2 separate regions of the Homo sapiens genome follow, and region 2 is linked to region 1. Evidence: read pairs that join two places in POLR2A ChIA-PET (ENCODE). Cell type or tissue: B cell. All regions are shown on one strand. Region 1 overlaps RPAIN (RPA interacting protein). Region 2 holds the start of LOC105371505 (a long non-coding RNA gene).

Region 1 (5,000 bases):
TCAGCCATAAGGAACATTCTAAAGCAGAAGTTGGCAGACTTTTTGTGAAGAGCCAGATAGCAAATACTTTAGACTTCACAGACCATGTGGTCTCTGGCACAATTTCTCAGCTCTGCAGTTCTAGTGGAAAAGCAGTTATAGACACTACATAAACAAATAAGCGTGACTGTAGTTTTTTGACCCCTTCCCTAATGTCTAGACTGTGAGCTCAACAATGACAGTCTTTTTCATCTTTGTGCCCCTGTGACTAGCAGATACTAGGTACTGTTGTATGTTTGCTGAATGAATGAGCACACAGATTCTGAACAACACAGATTCCAAGTATGTGGAATCAGCAGGGTCGTCCTGGCATCAGAAATCAGTTCTCTCTTTTTTTTTTTTTTGACACAGAGTCTCGCTCTGTCACTCAGGCTGGAGTGCAGTGGCGCAATCTCGGATCACTGCAACCTCCGCCTCCTGGGTTCAAGTGATTCTTCTGCCTCAGCCTCCCGAGTAGCTGGGATTATAGACGTGCGCCACATGCCTGGCTAATTTTTTGTGTTTGTTAGTAGAGATGGGTTTCACCATGTTGGCCAGGCTGGTTTCGAACTCCTGACCTCGAGTGATCTGCCTGCCTCAGCCTCCCAAAGTGTTGGGATTACAGGTGTGAGTCACCGTGCCCGGCCAGCAATCAGTTCTCTTTGTCAACTTTATTTAGTTGCCTGTGGGACCCTGACATTCTGTATCTGTGCTCCTATGGCCTCTGGAGATGTGTGTGAAAATTGTCTCCTCGGCCCTTAGCCTACTTCACCTCTTGTGCTCACAAAAAGGGGACAGAGAGGAGGGAGAGGAATCCAGCAAGATGAAGCCAGCCTGAGAGAGCATAAAAACCAGTCATTGGTATTGTGGTCTTGCCCAAATCTTTCCCTCGTGTGAAGGAAGCCTTTGACAGTGAAGTTTAGAATTAAATACAGGGCCAGCTGAAGCATGGTGAAGCCCTCCAACTGCCTTTGCCTTGCAGAGCAGTCCATCATCAGCGAGTATGAGAAGAGCTTGCAGTTTGATGAAAAGTGTCTCAGCATCATGCTGGCTGAGTGGGAGGCAAACCCACTCATCTGTCCTGTATGTACAAAGTAAGAGTTTTTAAAACCTTTTCAGCATTATTCGTTCCCATTCCCCACTCCAAGGTGAGTGGAATCTCCCCCCAGATTTGTTGCCTGAAATTCAAGGTTTGGAGATCCAGGTCTGGTGGCCATGATGCTCTGGGATCCTAATTCTGCTTCTAGGTACAACCTGAGAATCACAAGCGGTGTGGTGGTGTGTCAGTGTGGCCTGTCCATCCCATCTCATGTGAGTGTTCCACACACAGATTTCATGATACTTCTTCCCACATGGATCTACTTTCTTGAAGATCCTCCAGTGCTGACTTGGAGCCCATTGTGCATATTTCTTCCCAGTTTTATGTTCAGTGGTGTCACATTGGTAGCTTCAAATCAGCCATGGTGAGAATATCTATGGCATGAAAATTGGCAAACAGTACACATCAGAGCCTTTAGGGCCCTGGAGAGCCATCACCGCTTAACGTTTTTATGGAGACCTCAGCTTGGGATTGGTAACGCCTGTATCTGACGTTTCATAAAAATTTTCTATATATGAAGACATACCTAATTCAGAATTTAAGCTTCAGTAATTTTTTTTTTTTTTTTTTTGAGACGGAGTCTCACTCTGTTGCCCAGGCTGGAGTACAGTGGCGTGATTTAGGCTCACTGCAACCTCTGCCTTGCGGGTTCAAGTCATTCTCCTGCCTCAGCCTCCCAAGTAGCTGGGATTACAGGTGCCTGCCACCACGCCCGGCTAATTTTTTTTTTATTTTTAGTAGAGATGGGTTTTCACCATCTTGGCCAGGCTGGTCTCGAACTCCTGACTTCGTGATCCACCCACTTCAGCCTTCCAAAGTGCTGGGATTACAGGTGTGAGCCACCACGCCCGGCCTTCAGTAATCTTAAAATACAGAAAAAGCCCTTTTATCTGGCATGATGGGGACTGCAAGTTTGCCAGTTAATTGAGCGATTGGTTAAAGAGGCAAATTATAAAAATAAAATGTTTTATGGTAAGTTTCAAACACATAAATTTATTTGCCAGCCTTTGAGTGGGGCCCTGCTGATTGGAGAGCTGAGTCACCTGTTTTATTTTTTATTTTATTTGAGACAGAGTCTCACTCTGTCACCCAGGCTGGAGTGCAGTGGTGTGATCTCTGCTCACTGCAACCTCCACCTCCCGAGTTCAAGCGAATCTCCTGCCTCAGCCTCTTGAGTAGCTGGGATTACAGGCACGTGCCACCATGCCTGGCTAATTTTTGTATTTTTAGTAGAGACGGGGTTTCACCATGTTGGTCACGCTGGTCTCGAACTCCTGACTTCAGGTGATCTGCCCACCTTGGCCTCCCAAAGTGTTGGGATTACAAGCGTGAGCCACTGTGCCTCGCTGAGTCACCTTTTTTACATAAACAACTTCTATAATACATAGTCCAGAGTTTCCGGTTTTAATTCCATAAAGTGGATCAAGAAACTGAGTATACAACTTAGGAATTTTTCCTCCCCATCTTTTACCTAATTCTATAGCTCTTTTTCTTTCTTTCTTTTTTTTTTAAGCAGCTCATCTGTTTGTTTCCTAAACATTCTACTTATCACTATAAAAATAAAACTTATTATTTACATAATAAGTAATTAGCATTACTGAGTTACAGTAGGAAGTTCAAGTAACCCAAGCAGACCCGGGAGCATATACTGCTAGTTGTTGGTAAGGATGCACTCAGCTGGTGGGGGCAGAGGCAGAGGGAGGCTGGAAAGTAGCCTACAATCTCTGAGCGTTCTTCCTGCCATGAGTGGCCATCAGTGTGTTTGACAGCAGGAGTAGAGGGCGTTGGTTAATCTGGAGAGGCAGTTAAATGGAGATGGGTTAAGAGATCTTGGTACAGTCATGGGCCCGAGTGTCTTTAAGGCTCCAAGGAGTCAAGCCATCACAGTGAGCCACGGTTATATTGGTTGGCATGAGGAATGAGGATTTTCCATCTGTTGGCTATCAAGTCACTGAGAGGAGGTTGAACTTTTTTATTTTGTAGTCTTCTGAGTTGACAGAGCAGAAGCTTCGTGCCTGTTTAGAGGGTAGTATAAATGAGCACAGTGCACATTGTCCCCACACACCTGAATTTTCAGTCACTGGAGGAACAGAAGAAAAGTCCAGTCTTCTCATGAGCTGTCTGGTAAGCGTCTCCTGGGACCCACTCTGTGGTAAGAGGGACCTGTGGTTGGTTTTATTCCCACCTTGATAGAAATAATGACCTATAAACAGGTAAATGTTTAATGCAGTTTATTATCTGAGGAATTTACCTGCATAGAAAAGTGAAGGTAACAAGTCATTTAGACTCAAAGGCCAGTCAGAAAGAAGGGAAGAGGCAGCATGGGATCACGGCAAGAGGATTGGTCTGGGAGTTAGGACGCCTGGCTCCACACCTGCTCTTCTTTGATCAGTAGTAGTGGTTTTGGATTCAGCTGGTCATTTCATAGTCATAAGACCCAGATAGGCCATGCTGGCACCACTTTTGCGGAAGGAAACAGGGCAGAAGCATAGCAGGGCAGCATTAGGTTTGTCTGTCAGTGGAGTTTTTACAGAGGTCCAAGGGCTATTCGCTAACCTGAGTGACAACTGAGGTGTGAGGGCCAGGAACACAAGTGGGTAAGGGAACCACCTGTCTTAGAAGCGTGCTATAGGAACCAATATCTCTTATAATCCATGTCCTTTCCATATATGTGTATGTATGTATGTACATGTGTATATATATCACACAAACACACATAAAACCAATATGATACGTATTATTATTGCTTTTAGATCCCAGGCAGGGGGAGCCTTGGGATTAGGAGCACACTGTACTTCAGGAAGTTCATAGCCATGGCTTTCTACTGGGAATTTAGAATTCCTTCATGGCCCTGTCATTCCAAATGCAGTTAACCTACAGAGGTCATTTTTATTATAAGCAGCATTGCCTGGTAACAGCCATTTCACCTTTATCAAGTTTCTTCCATAGGTATTCTACTCATTCATTAAAAAAAAAATGAATTGAGGACTCATTAACATTGAGAAATACACATCTCTCACAGAGCTCAAGCCTTGGGTTGGTAATAAGAGAACAGAATAAACAGGCAGTACCCTGGAGAGCTGTACAAGGAGGGCTTATGGGAGTTCAGAGGAGGGTGATCTCCTTTATGGTGACACCTTCCTGGAGGAGGCATTTAACTTGGCCTTGAAGCATGGAATCGATCTGGACAGACATGGAGATCTGGTGAGTTGTGGGGGTAGAGCTTAAGTGGAAGATCCCCACATAGAAGAACAAGGCAGAGAAGCAGGAAACTGGAGTATATACAAAGAGCATCTTGTTCTACTTAGCTGGAGCATTAGGTTCATGAGGGAGAGGATAGTTCCTGTTAGGAATAGGAAACAGATTCAGAGAAGTGATGTAATCTGGCCAAAATTTTACTACTAATAAGCGATAGAGCTGGTGTTAGACCCCAGGTCTTTGTGGTTCCAGTGCCCCTGCTGTTTCCTGCTCCAGGCTCAGGCCTTGGTGGAAGGATGCCATTTTCCATCAGCTTGTATGGAAAGAGACATAGCAGGTGAAAGTTTAAATAAAACCCCTCACTACTTCCTGTTGACTACAAGCATATGTTCCCTTCTGTTCCAGCTATCCAGCACTGGTAGCAGATGCTCAAATATGCAGTGCTTTCAGGCCTCTGTGCTGTTGTTTAGGCTGTTCTGTCTGAATGACTTTGACTCCTCCCACTACATTTAAGGATCATTTGCACAAATATTTACCAAGCACTACAATATGCCGTGTACTTCATTCAGCCTGATTCCTCACAAGGAATTGGCCAGTCTCAGCTGGCCACGGTGGCTCACGCCTGTAATCCCAGCACTTTGGGAGGCCGAGGTGGGCAGATCACCTGAGGTCAGGAGTTTAAGAC
Region 2 (5,000 bases), 62 kb before region 1:
CTGATAAGAGGTAATTTTGGTGCCCTTCAGGTACATAATGCTGGAAATAAACTTGGTAGACGTTGTGATATGTGTTCCAATTACGAAAAACAGTTACAAGGAATTCAGATTCAGGAGGCTGAAACGAGAGACCAGGTGAGTTTCTTCTGGATGCGCCAAATTGGATATTGTCGTTTTCATTGGAGGTGCAGAATTAATTGCCCCCCTCTCCGGCCCCAGCCCCATTTACATTATGAAGCATATCCATCTTGTTAAGTTATGAAATAACCTGGTACATGCAATGGCAGTTACATTTCCAGTGGGAGCTCACTAGGACTCTGCTTTTTTTTTTTTTGTTTTTGTTTTTGTTTGTTTTTTTTGAGAGGGGGTCTCGCTCTATTGCCAGGCTGGAGTGCAGGGGGGATCTCAGCTCACTGCAACTTCCGACCCCCTGGTTCAAGTGATTCTTCTCCCTCAGCCTGCCGAGTAGCTGGGATTACAGGGACACGCCACCACCCCCAGCTATTTTTTGTATTTTTAGTAGAGATGGGGTTTCACCATGTTGCCTAGGATGGTCTCAAACTCCTGACTTCATGATCCACCTGCCTCAGCCTCCCAAAGTGTTGGGATTACAGGTGTGAGCCACCGCGCTCGGCCAGGACTCTGTTTTTGTATATCTGCACAGGTCTGCCCAACTCTTAAAGGGACACTACCTAATCTCTTCCACCCTGCCCCTTCCGCCTAAGGCCTAAAAGTGATTTTAAGTACATGGCAAGTACTTTATGATATGGAGATCTCAGGGAGATAAAAGGTTGATTGTTGCCTCCAGTAGAATAAAGGCTTAATGGAATGTTATATTAATCAGAATTTGTGTCCTTCAGTGCATATTACTCATTTCTTGTCATAAATTTGTTGAATTAAGGTTAATAAGTTCCCAGAAATTAAGCTTTGGTAGATTTGGTATGCTGAGATTGATAAATCTTCAGTACTTTTTCAAGTGCAGTGTTTAATAATGGGCACCTTGATAGCAGTTAGGAAATAATGTAGAAATTCATGAGAGTGGGCTTGTCAAAGTCTACGTAAGAAAGATACTTTTCCCTCATATTTCCAAATTGTTCTTTGGTTGTTATGAAGATTGTTCCCTTAGCCTTCAAAATAACTTCAAGCCAATTAGAATGATGGTTTAATATTTTCAAATGTCATTGCTATTGAGTTCCTTCATACACTGTGTGCTTTACGCATAGATGTTTCAAAGGTAAATTTCTAAATGTATTTGCAAAACTAATGTAGTTGGCCCCTGATAGTGTGGTGTAGGAATGGTTTTCATAAACATTTCAGTAGACTGTTTTAAAGCCTGGCTAAAAATTAGTCAGAAAAAGAAGTGGGAAAAGGGTGTTCATGGAGAGAAAAAATATACAAAGAACAGAGTTAGGAAAGAAAATGATGTATTGTAGGAAGTATGAGTAGTTATGTGGCTGGGCACAGGGGGTGACTGTTACGAAATAATGGGAATGTAAGCTACAAGGGAAAGCCATGAAGACATCACTTAGGGAGGGGTGATGATTGAAGAGATTTAAATTTTACCCTGAAGCCGGGCATGGTGGCTCACGCCTATAATCCCAGCACTTTGGGAGGCCGAGGCGGGCCGATCACCTGAGGTTAGGAGTTCATAGACCAGCCTGACTAACATGGAGAAACCCCACCTCTACTAAAAATGCAAAATTAGCCAGGTGTGGTGGTGCATGCCTGTAATCCCAGCTACTCGGGAGGCTGAGGCAGGAGAATCCCTTGAACCCCAGGAGGTGGAGGTTGCAGTGAGCCGAGATTGCAGAGCGAGAGACTCTTGTCTCAAAAAAAAAAAAAAAAAAATTTACCCTGAAGACTTTGAGAGGCATTTAGAGTTTTAAGTAGGGAAATTATATTATTTCACTTTTATAAAATTTCTGGTGTTAGTGTGGATTGTAGACTGGAGACAGAGGATACACTCTAGTTAGGGAGAACAGTGTCATGGTCTAGAGGATCTGAGGGAGAAGCAGATGTTTTCAGATGAGATGTGTGTGAAAAATGATTTGTTAACTGTAAACCACAGTACAGTTGTCTCTTGAGGTCATTTATCTAATTTCTGTCTGAATTAGAAAATCTGTGGTGTTTCCCAGAAAAAGACATAAGAGATTTTTTTTTAAAATTCTGGAGTTAGATTTAAAAAAAAAAAAATTATAAAAGGATTCTGGTTTTTCTAATTGACTTTTAAAATGATACAGGTGAAAAAACTACAGCTGATGCTAAGGCAAGCTAATGACCAGTTAGAGAAGACAATGAAAGATAAGCAGGAGCTGGAAGACTTCATAAAGCAAAGCAGCGAAGATTCGAGTCACCAGGTAAGGGAGGGTTTATAGACTGTGGCCCATGAGGGATGACTGGGTTATTTAAATGAAAGATTCAAAAAATATAGTCATGTTTTTTTTTGCCTTGAAGATTTGGCAGTTTTATTTTCCCTCAGGTAAAAAGATTTCTTACTGATCATTCTGTGATCTCTGTTTTACAGATTTTTAAAGAATAACTTTCAAAATAATTGGTCAGTAAATGCCAGGAGGTTCTGATTCTCCTTTCCTTTATTTGTATTAGTTAGGTTTTCCTGCTGCACTGGAAACTTGCTGACAAAGATACTAATTATTTTCTTTTAAACTTTTTAAAAGTATAGCAACATGAAAGAAAAAAAAAACATATACAGATACACCAAACATACCAGAACCAACATCTGTGTAACCACCATTGAGATCAAGCAATAGAATATTAGCTGGTACCCCAGAAGCCCTCACTTTCCCCGCACTTACAACTCCCTCCCGACAGGCAGCCACTGTCCTAACTTGTAACACCATTAGATTAGCCTGTGCTTTAACTTTAGAAAATGAAGCCATACGTTCTGTGTTCTTTTGCGTCTGTGTTCCTCCGTTCAACAGTGTACTATTCCTACTCGTGATGCACGGAGTGTTTGTTCATTTTCATTGTTGAATAGTCATATCATTATACGGATATACCGCAATTTATCCAGACTAATGTTGATGGATATTTCAGTTGTTTCCAGTTCTGGGATATTATGAATAATGTTCCTTTGAAATTTTTGTATAGGGCGTGGTGGACATGTTTCTGCAGGATATGTAACTAGGGGTGGAATGCTTGGGTACAAATGTTCAAAATGCCAAATAATTTTCCAGAGTGGTTATACCAGTTTATACCTCCACCAGCAATGTATGAGAGTTCCTGTGGTTCCAAGGTGTGGAAAAATGTCATTTTGTTATTTTAATTATAGCCATTTCGGTGGATGTATAATGGTATTTCACTGTGGCTTAGTTTGCATTTCTCTAATGACCACTGAAGTTACTTAGCATTTTTCATGTTTCTTGGCCATTGGGATTTTCTGTGTGTGAGAGATTCCTGCTCAAGTCTTATCCTCATCTTTTTATTGGGTGGTCTGTTTATTTTACTTTTTTTGGTCTTTAAAAACTGATTTGTTAGGTGTCCTTTATATAATGTTAGAATCTTTTGGTGATAGGTGTTGCAGGTGTCTTTTACTCAGTAGCTTATATTTTTTGTTTTGTTTTTGAGATGGAATCTTGCTCTGTCACCCAGTCTGGAGTGCAGTGGTGCAACTTCGGCTCTCTGCAACCTCTGTTTCCCGGGTTCAAGCAGTTTTCCTGCCTCAGCCTCCTGAGTAGCTGGGATTACAGGCACTTACCACCACACCTGGCTAATTTTTGTAGTTTTAGTAGAGATGGGGTTTCACGTTGTTGGCCAGGCTGGTCCTGAACTCCTGACCTCAGGTGATCCACTTGCCTCGGCCTCCCAAAGTGCTAGGTGTGAGCCATGCACCTGGCCCATCAGTAGCTTATGTCTTCATTAATGGTGTCTTTTAATGAACAGAAGTCCTTAATAATGTAGTCAAATTTGGCCGGGCACGGTGGCTCACACCTGTAATCCCAGCACTTTGGGAGGCCGAGGCGGGCAGATTACCTGAGGTCAGGAGTTTGAGACCAGCCTGACCAACATGGAGAAACCCTGTCTCTACTAAAAATACAAAATTAGCCGAGTGTTTCGGCGCATTCCTGTAATCCCAGCCACTTGGGAGGCTGAGGCAGGAGAATCGCTTGAACCCGGGAGGCGGAGGTTGCAGTGAGCCAAGGTCATGCCATTGCACTCCCGCCTGGGCAACAAGAGTGAAACTCCGTCTGAAAGAAAAAAAAAAATCAAATTTATTAATTATTTCTTTATGGTTTGTGATTTTCCTCCTTTTTAAAAAGGAATCTTTTCCTATGGAGTTATGAAGATATCCTATATTATAGAGGTTTTATTCACATTTATATCTAAAATTCCTCTAGAACTTAGATACACACACACACACACACACACACACAGTGTAGATAAGGGTAAAACTTTTTTGTCTCGCTGTGTCGCCCAGGCTAGAGTGCAGTGGCACGATCTTGGCTCACTGCAACGTCTGCCTCCCAGGTTCAAGCGATTCTCCTGCCTCAGCCTCCTGAGTAGCTGGGACTACAGGCACCCGCCACCACGCCCGGCTAATTTTTTATTTTTAGTAGAGACGGGGTTTCACCATCTTGGCCAGGCTGGTCTCGAACTCCTGACTTTGTGATCCATCCGCCTCGGCCTCCCAAAGTGCTAGGATTACAGGCGTGAGTCACCGTGCCCAGCCAAGGGTAAAACTTTTTTTTAAAAAAAGTATGGATAGCCAATTTCTGTATGACTTGGTGAAAAGATCCACCTTTCCCCCATTGCTCTGTGTAGATTAGTTTCAGAACTATCTTCTGTTCAGTTGGTCTGTTTGCCTTTTTTTTGTGCTAAATTCTGCACTGTGATTTATGTGAAATAAAATTTTCTCTCTTTTTTTTTTAAACCCGAGATGGAGTTTTGCTCTTGTTGCCCAGGCTAGAGTACAGGGTGCGTTCTGGGCTCACTGCAACCTCTGCCTCCCGGTTTTCAAGCAATTCTCCTGCCTCAGCCTCCCG

The links. ChIA-PET counts read pairs that join two places held together with the same protein. Peaks named below come from ENCODE experiments on the same cell type or tissue, not always from the same donor. Only the 100,000 strongest peaks of a DNase experiment are listed, where the experiment ranks them.
Region 2: POLR2A ChIA-PET joins it to region 1 with 5 read pairs; 8 of 35 experiments call an interaction of 5 or more read pairs at or near these places.

What each region holds. Positions count from the first base shown.
Region 1 is chr17:5,424,971-5,429,970 of GRCh38, forward strand. RPAIN (RPA interacting protein) reads left to right here. Exons shown (of 7, transcript NM_001033002.4): 4 at 1,001-1,112; 5 at 1,266-1,329; 6 at 3,101-3,241. Among named protein-coding and RNA genes, the nearest start is that of RPAIN, 7.3 kb to the left of the region's middle. In B cell, no CTCF peak of the experiment used is centred here; no DNase peak of the experiment used is centred here; H3K27ac peaks cover 505 bases.
Region 2 is chr17:5,362,882-5,367,881 of GRCh38, forward strand. It overlaps RABEP1 (rabaptin, RAB GTPase binding effector protein 1), which reads left to right. Exons shown (of 18, transcript NM_004703.6): 10 at 31-135; 11 at 2,241-2,357. It overlaps LOC105371505 (a long non-coding RNA gene), which reads right to left and starts at 31. Exons shown (of 2, transcript XR_934178.3): 1 at 1-31. In B cell, no CTCF peak of the experiment used is centred here; no DNase peak of the experiment used is centred here; H3K27ac peaks cover 761 bases.